Linked DNA regions of Homo sapiens: region 1 is linked to region 2. Evidence: chromatin contacts called from ENCODE Hi-C or POLR2A ChIA-PET data. All regions are on one chromosome and are shown on one strand. Each heading gives the region's core, a stretch centred on a gene start or an enhancer-like site at or near the end of the contact. The rest is flanking DNA. Distances are from core to core; before and after follow the strand shown.

Region 1 (7,524 bases), core at 1,370-3,869, 90 kb before region 2:
GACTTCACGCTCAACCACTGGAGGGCACAACCACATCATTTTTAAAAAATAGATTCCTCCACTTAAAGGACATGGTTTTGGGGGAAAGAACATTTAAAAAATGTAAAAAGATATATATCTATATCTATATATCTATCTCAGATTGTTCTGATATAAACTCAGGTGGGATTCTTCAAAACAGGAGGCTGTTCCAGTCTCTTCATTTTGCAGCTGAGAAAACGAAGGCCTTGGAGCTTGAGAACTCCAGTTGCCCAAGGCACACAGGTGGTGGGTAAGGAAGCTGATCATGTCTCCAAAGAATCCTTCCATGACCCAGGAGGATCCGGTGGGAGAGCAGGGCCGTCCACAGCTCAGCTAGGACACAAGAAGGCCCGGGGTGGCAGGAGCCCCACTGTGTGCTGCGGAGGATGGCAGAGGAAGTCAGCATTGTCCCGAAACTGCAGGATCATGTGATGTGATGGGAAAAAATTATGAGTACAAGACACAGGAAGAGCAGGTCACGGAAACACATGGTGCCCAGAAGGGCTTAATTAGTAGCAGCTGTGCGGGGTGATGCACAGAGTGCCCCAAGGGTGTCCTGAGTGAGGGTGGATGTCCCCTGCCCTCTGGCTTCGTGAAGGCTTCGTGAAGCCTGCCGGGTCACCCTTGTTTTCATGGATAGCTTCTTTAGGACACTCTCTCCACCAGTAATTGACAAAGTCTGCTTCTGTTGAGTGTCTGATAAAGGATTGAGTTTACATGATTGTTAAGATAGGATCATGAAAGAAGACAGAAGACGGATGTGAGTGGCCCTCAGAAAAAAAGCATCAAAGGAAACTGAGGAGTCTGTGTTCCGAGTTATAACATCAGTCCTGTGTGTAAGTGCTGAGTTTCAGCTCTGCCCAAGGCTAGGGGTTGCCTAGTCGGCTTCAACTGTAAGCTCCTAAGGGACAGTGCTGCCCCTTGAGATGACTGGGCAGCCATCAGCTTCATGCTAGAGGCTTTAAAGCAAACCCAAGATGGAGTCTCAGTACTGATTATTTGGGCCAGTGCCTTTCTTAACATTTCACGGATATATTCCTTTATTTTATTTGTTGTATTTTAGTACAGTTTTGCTCTATTCAGTCATGGTCATTCTTAGTTGCTGTTGTCTTTGTAAACTTATTTAATATCTTTTAAATATTAAAAGATTAAATAAATTATTTTCTAATAAATTCTTTTAATATTAAAATATTAATTTTTGATAAGAACCTTGTTTACTCTCAAGATTAATGTAGTAAATAAAGAAGACTAAAAACTTCAGAGACTGAAAGCTGCTGAGAATGTGTAAGAGAAACCTGGTTGTCAAACGCAATCCTGATCTTTTATCAGGCATCTGTATCAATGTGGATGATCTAACCGTGGTTAACTTCATGAAGAAGGAAGATATTTGATTTTCATCTGTTTAAAGAAACAATCTGTTTCTTCTAAAAGTATATACTCTAAAACACAAACCACTTGGCTGGGAAATAAAAGATGGTTATGCTTTATCATTTATATAAGCCTGGCCTTTCTCCAAAATGATTTTGATATAGCTTACAACAAAAAACGTGTTAGGCTTAATAAAAGAAGAATGGAAATGGAAACTAAGGATCAACAGAAAAGAGTATCACAAATACGGTAATACTAGCATATGGTAATATTATTTCTGTATTTGAGTGTAAAACGTGGCTGTGAGCTTCCTGGAGGCCAAGGCAAAAATAGAGACAAGAGCAACGTGCATAATATCATTAGCAGACAGAAAGATCATGTGACTTTTTAATTTTTTTCCCGGAAACTGAATCTAAAAAGAATCGCTCTATATAATGACTCATATATATGGTTTTAAGTGAAAAAATGATGAACACTGTCCTCCATGAGAGTTTTGGCACAAATTGAAGGAGGTAAGAACTGATATTGAAGCACAACTCAGTGAAGTTAATCCTGTCAGGCTAGGTTCACACAAGAAAACTTCTGACAAAATCCTAGAATTCCGGCAAATGCAGGCATGGAATGAGAGATTCCTATTCCATCTGCCTCGTTGTGCCTGGGGCCAGGCCTGAGTGTTGAAGACAGCTTGTTCCAATGTAAGATCAAATGAGATTGTTCATAACAGGAGTCTGCAGGAATATGGCACCTCTGATTTGAAATGATGGATGATTTTCATCAGCCGTGTATCTGCTTCCTTGGCAGCACCCCAAGTGCAGACCCCAGGCTGTTTCAGTGTGTCATCTGGCAGGCCCAAACAGAGGATGTCTCAATTGTGCATGTGTAACACAGCTTTAATTCATAATTTCATTTCTGGATGGAATTTTGAGCAGATGGGCATTGCTGTCCTTTTTAATGGTAAAAAATCAATGAAAGACACCGTGGTTTTGAAATTAATGAGCACTTGAAAAATACCAGCTTTGTTTGGCTTTGCGTTTTCTTTTTTCCTCTCCTCCTAAGTTGTTTGCAGCAAAATATTCAATTGAAAACTCAACATGTCCACTGCCTCCCAAAAAAAAAAAAAAATTCTGTGGAAAGTCTCCACTAACAGGAAGAGAGAAGTTCTTCACAGTTTGGTTTTATTTTTCAATGATAGTCATTGCCTCATTTTTAAAGCATTTATAATAAATTAAGCAAGTAACACTTGTGTACCAGTTTCTAATCAGTTTCTAATGTGCCTGGAACTTGCTGGGCTACAAAGAAAAGGATCAACTATTTTTTTTCCTGCACCCAAAGATATTGCAATCTTATCGGAGAAGGGAAACTGAGGCATGTGTTACAGTTAGAGGACTAGGAAGCACTAATCTGTGTCAGACTCCAAAGTGCAAATTCAAAGGAAAGACCATTGTTGGAGGGAGTGATCCGGAAGAATTCCTAGCCCTTACCTGTCTCAGTCATGCTTCTTGCCAAAGAAAAAGAGAAATCTCCAAGTATCTTAATGCTTTCAGCGCTTCTCCAATCTGACAAATATTTATTCAGATTCGAACTGACTGCCCAAGCTTCACTGCAGCTCCTCGTTTCCTGTTAGATCTTTTTAAAAATCTTTGCTTAAAACATTGAAGGCTGAACGATGAGCAAGAAAATCTTGCCTGTGAATAAGACACTGGGAACTGCACAGAATCAACATCAGCTCACAAGCTCATCATCTCACGCACGGATTCCTGAGCACATTCTCGCATTCTTGCTCTTAATCCTCCCTTGGCGACCTTCTACTCAGACATCATCTTTTATGCAGAGAAGCAGGCACGTTTCTCATCATTAATTCTGTTCTCAGCCAGGTGTGTAGCCACAGAGCATACAGACCACAGGATGATGTGAGTACCCCAGGATGTAAATTTGTGCGGAGTAATTACAGCTCAGGCTTCTTACACAGCTTTGGCCACATCAGGACATGAAGCTGTCTTGCAAATTGCGGGTGTGTCTAAGCTCTTAAGCACATGTGAACTTTAACGCACGTGCATTCCCTACTCACATACACAATACAAGCATGCCACACACTCACAATCCAATTGGCTAACTATGGTTATTAGCAGGAAAGAACAATTAATGGTCCTTGTGGTTACAGTTTTGTTTGAATTTTCGCCTCATCAAAAATGTAACAACCAACTAAAGCAGGCTTTCCTCCTTTTTTCCTAGTGAAAGCATATTGACTTTCCTGACTTCTTATGACCACATTTGAGGAAAGGAGTAAGCACTGGAATCACCAACACAGCATGCTTACGGAGGGTGGTCACCAGCTTCATCAGCCTCCCAATTCCACGGAGCCCCTTGAAAATCCAGGAGCGCAGACTGGCAACAGTAGAGATTTAATAGGTAAGACCTTGGGTTCAATGGACAGATCTCCTACAGTTCCTGATATCAGCCCCTATCAGAAATTATATTTTACTTTGTGTATTTCACATATTTCAAATAGAAGGGGTCAAGACTAATAGTGACCAGTCTTCATCCATTTGATAAACCTTTACTAAACACAACTGCAGCTTTGTTCTAGGCAGCATGAATGGAATGATTTACAAACTGTTGCTGCTCTTTGGGCAGTCACTGTTTTATAGGGGAACTCGAGAAGCAGTCAGGAAGGAAGGTCTCGGAGGAGATGGCCCTGAAACTGAATCAGACTTTAAAAGATAAGTTGGTCAACAGGGTTGGAGGGAGGGAGGGAAAAGAAGGTTTTGAAAGATAGATCTTTCAGAAAAAGCAAATAACTTGGGCACAGACATGGGCACAAAAAGGAAAAGAAAAGCCAGGGCATTCAGAGAATTGCAGAACATTTTGCATGACTGAGTATAGGAAGCAAGAGAGGTCTTTTGAGAAATACGACTGGAGAGGTGATGAGGGGCCAGATCTTGTGTTACACAAAGAACCTCTTATGCCACACAAAGGAATTTGGATTTTTTTTTTCCTTTTAGGCATAAGGAAGCCATTGAAGGGTTTTAAACAGGAACAATGTAATCAGATTTACTCTTTGGAAATAAGATCTCCTGGTTAGTTAATGAACTCGTATTTCTTTTTTTCTATGTTAACCATTGTTTTATTGTTTGGTCTTTAGACTCTATTATTGATTGAAATGCCAAAGTGATGGGAGTCAAGCGGCTTTGCCACTTAACCTTCCAAAGTTTGTTTCATTTGCTTTTAAAATAGTTATTATATTACGTGCTTTGCCTTATTAGTTTTGTGTACAATTAAAGCGAGATAAAGGCAGAGAAACTGGCTTGTAGTGCTATTGCTATGGACACCATTAGTTGATGTCAGAACAATTACAGATGAATCAATATTTACTATTGGACCAATTACAGACAAAACCAGAAAAGATTAGATCTAGCACAAACTTTATAAACTATTGAGCCTTTCATTTTATTTTGCATTTAAAAATCCTTACATCCGAGATTCTGAATTCTTTTATCAGGGGTGTGGCCTGTGCATTGAGAGTTTTTAAAGCTCTCCAGGTGATTTTAATATGCAATTAGATTTGAGAACCATGATTTTAGACTTAAGGGGCTTTAGAAGTAAATGTCTTTAAATTCTGTGATAATACATCATTCATAGGCTATTCAGGCTGTACTAAAACATAGAGAAAAAACAAAGACAATTATTGAGTTCATTTTATGAAGCAAGAACAATCTTAATAACAAAAGATAAAAACCTTTAAAAAGACGCGAAGCTATGATCTTTTTATGAATATAGGTGTAAAATCACAAAATATTATAAAAATATTTTAACCACATATTAAAAGAGTAGGCTAAATAGAATTTACTTTAGGAATTGAAGAATGGTTTAATATTGGGAAATTTATTATTGTAATGCCTGGGCAACAGAGCGAGACTCCGTCTCCAAAAAAAAAAAGAAAAAAGAAAATGCGAAGTTTAGTCTCAAGCTAAGACTAAATATTTGCAAATCATGTGTCTGAAAAAGGACTTGCATCAGAATAGAGAACTCTTATCACTCCATTAAAAAAAGACAATTCAAAATGTTGAGCAAAAGATATGAACAGATAATTCACCAAAGAATATATTATGATAGCAGATAAGCATATGAAAAGTTGCTCAACATTATCAGTGCTTAAAGAAATGCGAACTAAAACCATACTGAGATACTATGACACACATACTAGAATGTCTCTAATCAGAAAAACTGAAAATATTGAATTCTGGTAAAGATTTAGAGGAACTGGAATCCTTATACATTGCTGGTGAGAATGTAGAAAAGATACAGTCGCTTTGGAAAACAGTTTGTCAGTGACTCAGTAAGTTAAATACATCCACTTCTAAATATCTACACAGAGAAATGAAAATGTATGCTTAGACAAAAAACATTCAGCATTATTATTTTCCATAACCAAAACCTGGCTATTCTAGTTCAGGATGACATACTGAACATATGTGTTTACCTCGTGTCCCTCCTGAGACCCCAATGAAATGACAACGTAGAAATACAAAGAGGAATAAACTCATGCAACAAAAAAAGCATGGAAGGGTATCAGTAGACAAGAAATTTCAACACATTTCCAGAGGACAAAAAGCTGATGTACAAGCTTGGCGCAGTGGCTCACGCCTATAATCCCAGCACTTTGGGAGGCCAAGGTGGGTTGATCGCCTGAGGTTAGGAGTTCGAGACCAGCCTGACCAATGTGGTAAAACCCCATCTCTACTAAAAATACAAAAATTAGCCGGGCGTGATGGGGTGTGCCTGTAGTCCCAGCTACTCGGGGGGCCGAGGCAGGAGAATTGCTTGAACCCAGGAGGCGGAGGTTGCAGTGAGTCGAGATCGCGCCACTGTACTCCGGCCTGGATGACAGAGCAATACTCTGTCTCAAAAATAAAATAAAATAAAATAAAATAAAATAAAATAAAATAAGAAAGCTAATGTACAGGCAAGCGAAGGATGCTGAAGCCCAGAATATAATCGTTGTTGGAGGCTCTGTAAGAAGGAGCCAGCCTCCTCTATTGGAGACCTGAAAGAGAAGGAGCGAAGCAAAGGGAATGATGGAATATGTACACCACTATGTCACAGCCCTGCCAGTCACCCCTCCCTTTCCCACCCTTCCAGAGCATCTGGAAGGTCAACATTGTCACTGTTACAAAAGATAAAGAATGAAGGAATTTCACACATTTACCTAGGAAGATGTAAATCTTCTGTTGTAGATAATTTATTACAGAGTACTCCGTCCACATCCAGGTGCCCCACACAAGTGCTTCGCAAAGCATCTGTGGTGAAGGACCAGCTTTTGTGTTAAAATTTCAAATCCATTGCAGAAGGTTACTTTTTAAAATATAGTAGAAATAAATTACTAGAAAAATAAAATTTAAAAAGCAAAGGCACACAAAATACAAGCCCAAATGTTTTATTACCAGACTCAAGAGACAAAAGATTATATTTCTTTTTTTTTTTTTTGAGATGGAGTCTCGTTCTGTCACCCAGGCTGGAGCGCAGTGGCACCATCTCAGCTCACTGCAGGCTCTGCCTCCCAGATTCATGCCATTCTCCTGCCTCAGCCTCCTGAATAGCTGGGACTACAGGCGCCCTCCACCAAGCCCGGCTAATTTTTTGTATTTTTAGTAGAGACAGGGTTTCACCGTGTTAGCCAGGATGGTCTCAATCTCCTGACCTCGTGATCTGCCCGCCTCAGCCTCCCAAAGTGCTGGGATTACAGGCATGAGCCACCGTGCCCGGCCCCTAGACAAAATATTATATTTCAATCAATGTTATCAGAACAAATTTAAAATAGAAAAAAAGACAAGAATTACAAAAATGGTACATACTTATTGAAAGTGTGTGTATAGGCAATTAAAGTAGCCAATCATTTTTACATTAAAATATTTGTGTCATTCTACCATTGAAACTAAACAAAAGGTTATGAAAGGAATTGTAATTTCCCATATAGAAAACCTATAAGTTTTGAATAAACAGCATGTATAAAAATATCAAAAGCTTTTATTGTAAAAAATGAGCCTGATTCTTGTTTTTTAATTAATTTATGTTGGATTGTTGACAATGCTATTCACAGAAGATAATGCATGTCTAAACTGTTTCTACGTATTTTTT
Region 2 (7,361 bases), core at 844-3,343:
AAAAAGTGTCCATGTGCTTGAGTGTGTGTATGGCACGTGTGGTATGTGTACCTGTGTGAGGTGTGTATAGTGTGTGAGTGAGGGGTGTGTGTGTTGTGTGTGTGACTGTATACGTCTGTATGAAGTGTGTGAGGGATAGGTGTCTGTGAGGTGTGTGTTTCTGTGTAAGGCATTTGTACGTGTGTGGTGTGTGAAGTGTGTGTTTATGTGAGATGTGTGTGTGAGTTGTGTGTGTGTGGTGTGTGTGGCATGTTTGTGTGGAGCGTGTCTTTGTGTAGCATGTGTGTATAGTGTGAGGTGTGTGTGCATGTGTGGGGTGTATAGGGGGTGTCTGTATGAGATGTGTGCACGTGTGTCTGTGAGAGGTGTGTGTGTGCATGTGTGAGGTATATGAAGTGTTTGTGTGATGTGCGTGGTGTGTTTCTGTGTGGTATTTGTGTGGTGTGTACATGTGTGATGCATGGGGTGTGGGGTGTGAAGTGTGTATGTGGTATGTGGTATGTGTGTGCATGTATCCAGTGAATTAAATTGGAGACTTTATCCCAAGGTGAGAGCTCAGGCTGCACTGTCACGTGTAAAGAAATCATTTATACCTTAACAACAATCATCTAAAAATATTGACATCAGAAGGCATGCAAACACTGAAAACCCTCCAGCACAGAGGCTAAGTACTCTGAAGGTGACTCGATGGCTTGATTTTGCTGTTAGAAACAAGGAGACACTAGTGTGAGTTTGTGTAGCATGTGTATGGTGTGTTTGTGTGTGAGGTGGGTGTGTTACATGTCTGCATGGTGTGTGTGGGGTGTGTGTATATATATGTGAGGTGTGTGGGTTTGTGTGTGGCGTGTGTGGTCTGGATGTGTCTGTGTGTGGTTTGTGTGTGTGTGAGGTGTGTGTGTATATGTGAGATGTGTATGTGGTCTATTTGTGTGTGTGGTGTGTGAGGTGTGTTTGTGGTGTGTGAGGTGTGTATAGTGTGTGAGGTGTGTGGTGTATGTTTGTGAGGTCTGTGTGAGGTGCATTTGTGGTGTATGTGTGAGGTGTGTTCGCATACATGTGTGTGGTATGGGAGGTATGTGTGTGGTGTGTGAGGTGTGTGTCTGTGTGAAGTATGGGGTGTGTGAAGTGTGTGGTGTGTATGTGTGAGGTGTATATGTGTGTGAAATATGTATGTGGTGTGTTTGTATGTGTATGTGTTTGAGGGGTGTGTGTGTATGTGTGTGAGGTGTGTGTGTGTGAGGGGTGAGGTGTGTGTGGTGTGTGTGCGAGGTGTGTGGGGGGTTGAGGTGTGAGATGTGGGAGGTGTGTGGTGTGTGTGAGGTGTGTGTATGTGTTGGAGGTATTTGCGTATGTATGCGTGTGAATGTGTGTATGTGTGTGAAATGTTTATGTGGTGTGTTTGTATTTGTATGTGTGTGAGGTGTGTGGTGTGTGAGGAGTGCCTGTGGTGTGTGTGTGAGGTGTGTATATGTGTGAAATATGTATATGGTGTGTGTGTATGTGTGTGAGGTGAGTGTGGTGTGTGAGGTGAGTATATGTGTGAAATGTGTATATGGTGTGGTGTGTGTGTGAAGTGTATGTGTGTGAGGTGTGTATGTGTGTGAGGTGTGTATGTGTGTGAAATATGTATATGGTGTATTTGTATGTGTATATATGTGAGGTGTGTGGTGTGTGTGTGTTATGTGTGTGAAATGTGTATATGGTGTATTTGTATGTGTATGTGTGTGAGTAGTGTGTGGTGTGTGTTATGTGTGAAGTGTATGTGAGGTGTGCTATGTGTGTGAAATGTGTATATGGTGTATTTGTATGTGTATGTGTGTGAGTGGTGTGTGTGGTGTGTGGTGTGTGTGAGGTGTATGTGAGGTGTGTATGTGTGTGAAATGTGTATATGTTGTGTTTGCATGTCTGTGGATGTGTGGTATGTGTGAGGTGCCTGTGAGGGGTGTGCACACACCGGCACAGATACACTGAGGAGATGTCCCTCTTGGCTCAGCGGCGTGGACGTGTGCTATGGGATTGGAACAGTCGGGAGGAGGAAGGCGCTCGCCTTCTCTGTGCGCATGTCCTTTGACTTTTTCTTACAGACTCCTGCTCTGATGTGCTGATCTCTGAGTCATGTTTCTCTTTTCATGCTAGACCTTTAGAGAGGAAATGGTGCAATTTCTATTCTAGTTCCAACACAAGAGACCTTTCTTCTTAGGAACCTCATTTGAGGACAGCATCTTATTTTGCAATTTCTCCCCCAGTGTCAGAGACATTCCCAACAAAGGGGGTGATTGTCAGAGGTATTTGTTTCATAAAGCTTTGCACATAGATACAATTGTGAGATAAAGCAGCAGAAACGCATTTCACGTATTAAATATCACACTGAAGTAGCACTTAAGATACCAACGAGAAGGTTAAATAAATAAGAGAGAAAGAACACCCTTGGCAGAAAGCACAGCACGGCTACCTCCCTCTCTCCAGTATTTGCCAGTAAGGAAGAACTGCTGCGGCAGGAGTTGCTGAGCTATGCTCGTGTTCTCAAATCCAAAGAATATTTGTCTGGAAGTGTGTTCAACAGCTGTTGACAGGGGTTACCTCTGGGCGCAAAATAAGGCTTTTGCTTCTTGCTTTAACTATTTAAATTTACATAATTTTTTTTAAAGAAGAAAATTAGAATTGTGGGTGAGATTGGTAATTTTTTTACTTTGTTTTTCCGTAATCGTTCAATTTTCTATAATAAAATATGCTGTTTTGTAATCACAAAAAAAGAAAAAAATGCTTGAAATTAAACCTTAAACCGTGGTTTTTTTTTTTTTTTTTTTTTTGGATATGTCTTGCTTTGTTGCCTGGGCTGGAGTGCAGTGGCACAATCTCAGCTCACTGCGGCCTCAACCTCTTGGGCTCAAGAGATCCTCCTGCCTCAACCTCCCAAGTAGCTGGGACTACAAACACTCACCACGCACTACAGGCACTCACCACTTTTTTTGGGTAGAGTTCGGGGTCTCAAATTCCTGGCCTCAAGCAATCTTCCTGCCTCAGCCTTCGAAATTAAACATTTTTAAAAGGGGGAGTCCATAAGCCTCCTGTAGCCGATTTCTGTGGCCCAAGAAGCCCAGGGCAATTTACAGAGGCCATTAACACTTCAGTGGCAGAGCTCTGTGCTTGTGAAAACTAAAACACCCTTTTAGAAATATATTTGATTTAATTAACAGAAGATAATAGTGAAATAGTATGATCTAGAGTCATACAGGCCTGAGGTCAATTTCAGCCACATGACCTTGGAAAGTGACATAGCCTTTCTGACCCCTGGTTTCCCGGCCTGTGAACTGGGGGAGTTGATTAAGAGCCTGCAGAGCACCCGGCAAAGGGCAGCTAGTCAAGCAGAATACCGTGTGGAAACTGAGAGTTCCCCAGTATCCTCAGCCTCTTAGAGACCCCAAATAAGCTGTCATATCATCAAGACATTCAAGGCAGGGCTGGACACCTTCTGCTTCTGCCCACACAGCCTCTCCTGCCGGAGTCCCATGTATAGTGGGCCTTGGGGCTCTTCCCCTTTAATCACTCTCCTGACTTCACCAGCGAGACTTCCGCCATCTTTTGCTCGTTGATATTTACCATTCACCTGTTTCACAACCGGCCCTTCAAGATGACCCCCCCCTTAGACATAGTGCAAGAAGTCCTGTGTCTCCCCAGCTCCTCGGGTCTCTGCTCTGTCTTTAGGAAGGCCGCACCACTCCAGGAGAGCAGAATCACAAAATGTTGCCCTGCCCAACACTGTCCCCGCCCCACCACACACAGACCACCTCTCCTGTGTTCCCAGGTGCTCCTCCTGTCTCCATGGAGATGCCTGCCTCTGCTACACCCCTGGCTCATGTACTCTTGAAGGACCAAGCACCAAACATCCTTCTGTCTTTTGGGGCTCCCTGCCCCTGCGATAGTGGAAGACTCGCTTACTGTCTAGCTATACCTGTGTAAGAAGGTCCCTGTCAACCACTGAACTTTGTACTCTCTCTCTATTTTGAGAGAATCTCAATTGTAATTTCATACCTTCATCTAAAGAATGGTGTATATGTAACAATGAATTTTAACATGAACAAAATATTCCCTCTGAAAAACGTCCTAACACACTTCGGATTTCTCATATGTATAGAGAATAAGGCTTTTGCTTCTTGCTTTAACTATTTAATTTTACATAATTTTTTTCAAAGTCAAACTTTTGATTTGAAAGTGAAATTCCACTTTCAAATGCTATGAAACATGTTGTTTGCCAAAATGCAAAATATCTTTTTTGTTTCAACACGAGAAATGCTTAGAAAAAACAGAATTACAGAGACTTTCTCTTCCGATGGGAAACAATTTTTTCTCACCTGCTACAATCAAAGATGACAAGGCTATTTTTTTTAGCAACACTTTAAATAGCTGAGAGTTAAAGTGTGTTCCATGCTTACTGCATGTCAGTACTATTCTGGTGTTCACAAGAACCCTCGGTGTAGGTACTCTTATCATCCCCATTTTAGAAACAAGAAAGCTGAAGTTTCAAGTAACTTACTCATACTCAGAAGTTCACACATAAGTACTGGAATTCAAGCCAAGGCCACCCCATGTGAGAGGCCATCTGCCTACCTAACTAGGACACTGGAAGGTAAAAAGTTGACTAAAACAGTTTCCTCTCATAAAATTTCTTATATTTACATCCAATAATATATGTATCTCTTACTTGCTTTTCAATTACCTATAAAGCTGGAAAATAAATATAAACTAAACTCTGAGACTCAGGCAGCAGATAGGAAGTAACCTTGATAAACTTAAGAATGTTCCATAAGTAGTCAATTTCTGCTGATGAGAAATAGCAACTGTGCCATAGTATATGCTTTATAATAATCTGATACCTGAGGAAGAAAGAATACCATATATAACTGGAAGGAACGCAAAATGGTGCAGCCACTTTGGAAAACAGCTCAGAAGATTCTCATAAAACAACCTATATCTTTCACATATATGACTTAGCAATCTGACACAGGGAGACCAAAACAACAGGGAGAGAAAACAGAGCAGTGGTTTCCAGAGGTTAGAAAGGTGGGGAGGAGGCCAGGCGCAGTGGCTCACTCTTGTAATTCCAGCACTTTGGGAGGCCGAGGTGGGTGGATCACCTGAGGTCAGGAGCTCAAGACCAGCTTAGCCAATACGGTGAAACCCCATCTCTACTGAAAATACAAAAATTAGCCGGGCATTGTGGCGGGCATTTGTAATCCCAGCTACCCAGGAGGCTAAGGCAGGAGAATCGCTTGAACCCTGGAGGCAGAGGTTGCAGTGAGCTGAGATTGTGCCACTGCACTCCAGCCTAGGCAACAGAGCGAGACTCCATCTTAAAACAAACAAAGGTGGGGAGGAGTTGAATATAAAGGGAGACAGAATGAGGAGATTTGGGGGTGATGGAACCATGGTGATGGACACATGACTGTGCATTTGTCAAAACCCATAGAATGGTTCACTGTAAATCTTCTGAATAGATTCTGTAGTTTAATTGACAGTATTGTACCAAGATTAGTATTTTGACAATTGTTCTATAATTATGTAACCTGTTCACATACAAAGAAGTTGGGTGGAGGATATATGAGAACGTCCTCTACTACTTTTGCAATTCCTCTTTAATCTAAAATTATCTCAAAACAAAAAGTTTTTACAAAGCAATTTTATGATAAGCTGAGTATGGTGCCAAATAGGATTTCTGACACAGTTAAAACTGCCTTTATTTTCTATCGTGTATTAGAGGAGAAAAAAAATCTAATTTGGCCTTAGGAATTTTCTTTTCAAAATATACTATAAGCTGTATTTGTAAACATTCTCTTATTTCTCATTCTCTGAAATTGAAGGATTCTCCATCTATATTACCTCCTGACACTACAGTTCAATTTTATTTAGCAGGACCACTTTATTTTCCCTTTTTCCTCCAAAATAGATTTTGTGGGTTCCTGATTTTCACCAGTTACTCTAACTATTCTGTGTATTTAATGCCCCAACTATGTGCTGGGTGCCCTTCCATTGGATGGGTGGTTGCATTATTAAATGTTTTGACTTTATTTAGATAGGCATTTCTTGAATCAATTTTTAAGAGCGTGCCTGTCTTTATCTAACTTACTTCCTGATGAAGCGCAGATCTTTTTTTGGTAGTGGTAGTATTATTCTGAAGATGTTTCTTAGTGCCTCCTTTTGCATTTTCCTGCTGTTTCACCAACAGTTTTTGTTAGCATTATCAAACTCTACTGAGAACCAAGATTCGTAATTAGCCTGGTATATTAATCAGGATAAATGCTGAGGAGGCAGAAAAGGAAATGGAAAACATTTGATTAATTATAAGACATGAGTTGGATAGCTTCTCTGAAAACTAGCCTGGGCTCAGTAAAGTATTTAGAGGGCAATATGGCAGGTAAGAGTGACTTGGAGTCACTTATGAAAAGTTGGAGAGCAGAAGGCAGCTGGGTGCAGTTGGATGGTCTGCGGCAGTTTCCAGCATAAAGCACCCTTTCCATCACTGATGCAGGGTGTGCATGTGTGTATCTGCTGAATTAACTTGTCCTTGTTGTGGTAGTTGCTGTTGTTGTCAGTATCAGAACCACCATGTAACAGATAGTTTTGCCCGATTCACAGACAGTTTGCTTCTTTGGCACCTTCTGGATTTGACAGATTGTTTAAATCACTAGCTGCTCTATTAGCTGGTAATTTGGATAAGTATTTCTAATTTCCAATTTTGCCTGAGGGACCTTTAAGAATTGAAGCTAACAGTGCTGAGGGACTAGAAAGACAAGCCACAGACTGGGAGAAAGTATTATAGAACACATATCTGATATGGAACTTGTATCCAAAATGTACAAAGAACTCTTAAAACTCAATAATAAAAAAACATACTACCCAGTTTTAAAATGTGCAAAAGATCTGAACAGGCACCTCACCAAAGAAGATATAAGATGATAAATAAGCATATGAAAATATGCCCAACACCATACATCATTAGGGAATTACAAATTAAAACAGATACCACTACACACCTATTAGTGTGGCTAAAATTAAAAACATCATCAACAGCAACTGATAACCCAAAATGCTGACAAGGCTGCAGGGCAACAGGAACTGCCATTCATTGCTGGTGGAAATGCAAAATGTTGTTGTCACTCTGGAGGACAGTTTGGCAGTTTCTTTAAAAGTTAACTGCAGTCTTACCACATGATCCAGCAATCATGCTCCTAGGGAAAACTTATAGTCTCACAAAAACCTACACATGAATGTTTATAGAAGCTTCATTCATAATCACAAAAACTGGAAGCAACCAAGATGTCCTTCAATAGGTGAATGATAAACTATATACAGACAATGGAATA

Evidence for each region. Hi-C counts contacts between places; a loop is a spot of excess contacts on that map. ChIA-PET counts read pairs that join two places held with the same protein, here RNA polymerase II (POLR2A). Pooled maps may share reads with other maps.
Region 1: a loop to region 2 is called in a map of heart right ventricle, with 2.8 times the contacts of the local background. The contact joins the promoter of LINC00327 here to the enhancer-like site in region 2. A Hi-C loop is called at or near these places in 27 of 168 maps with a recorded cell type or tissue (Calu3, GM12878, Panc1 and 10 more), 12 of 37 single-sample maps with no recorded cell type and 12 of 50 pooled maps. POLR2A ChIA-PET finds 5 or more read pairs at or near these places in 2 of 52 experiments (GM12878 and IMR-90).

What each region holds. Positions count from the first base shown.
Region 1 is chr13:23,466,893-23,474,416 of GRCh38, forward strand. It overlaps LINC00327 (long intergenic non-protein coding RNA 327), which reads left to right and starts at 2,620. Exons shown (of 3, transcript NR_038995.1): 1 at 2,620-3,299; 2 at 3,622-3,798.
Region 2 is chr13:23,556,983-23,564,343 of GRCh38, forward strand. No RefSeq gene overlaps it. Among named protein-coding and RNA genes, the nearest start is that of TNFRSF19, 9.7 kb to the right of the region's middle. RefSeq lists enhancers at 3,513-3,692, 4,923-5,152. Within about 2 kb of position 2,094, at least 17 of the 41 ENCODE cell types and tissues checked have a DNase peak (open chromatin) inside an H3K27ac peak, as active enhancers do; they include gastrocnemius medialis, heart left ventricle, heart right ventricle and 1 more, where a contact is called at or near this core.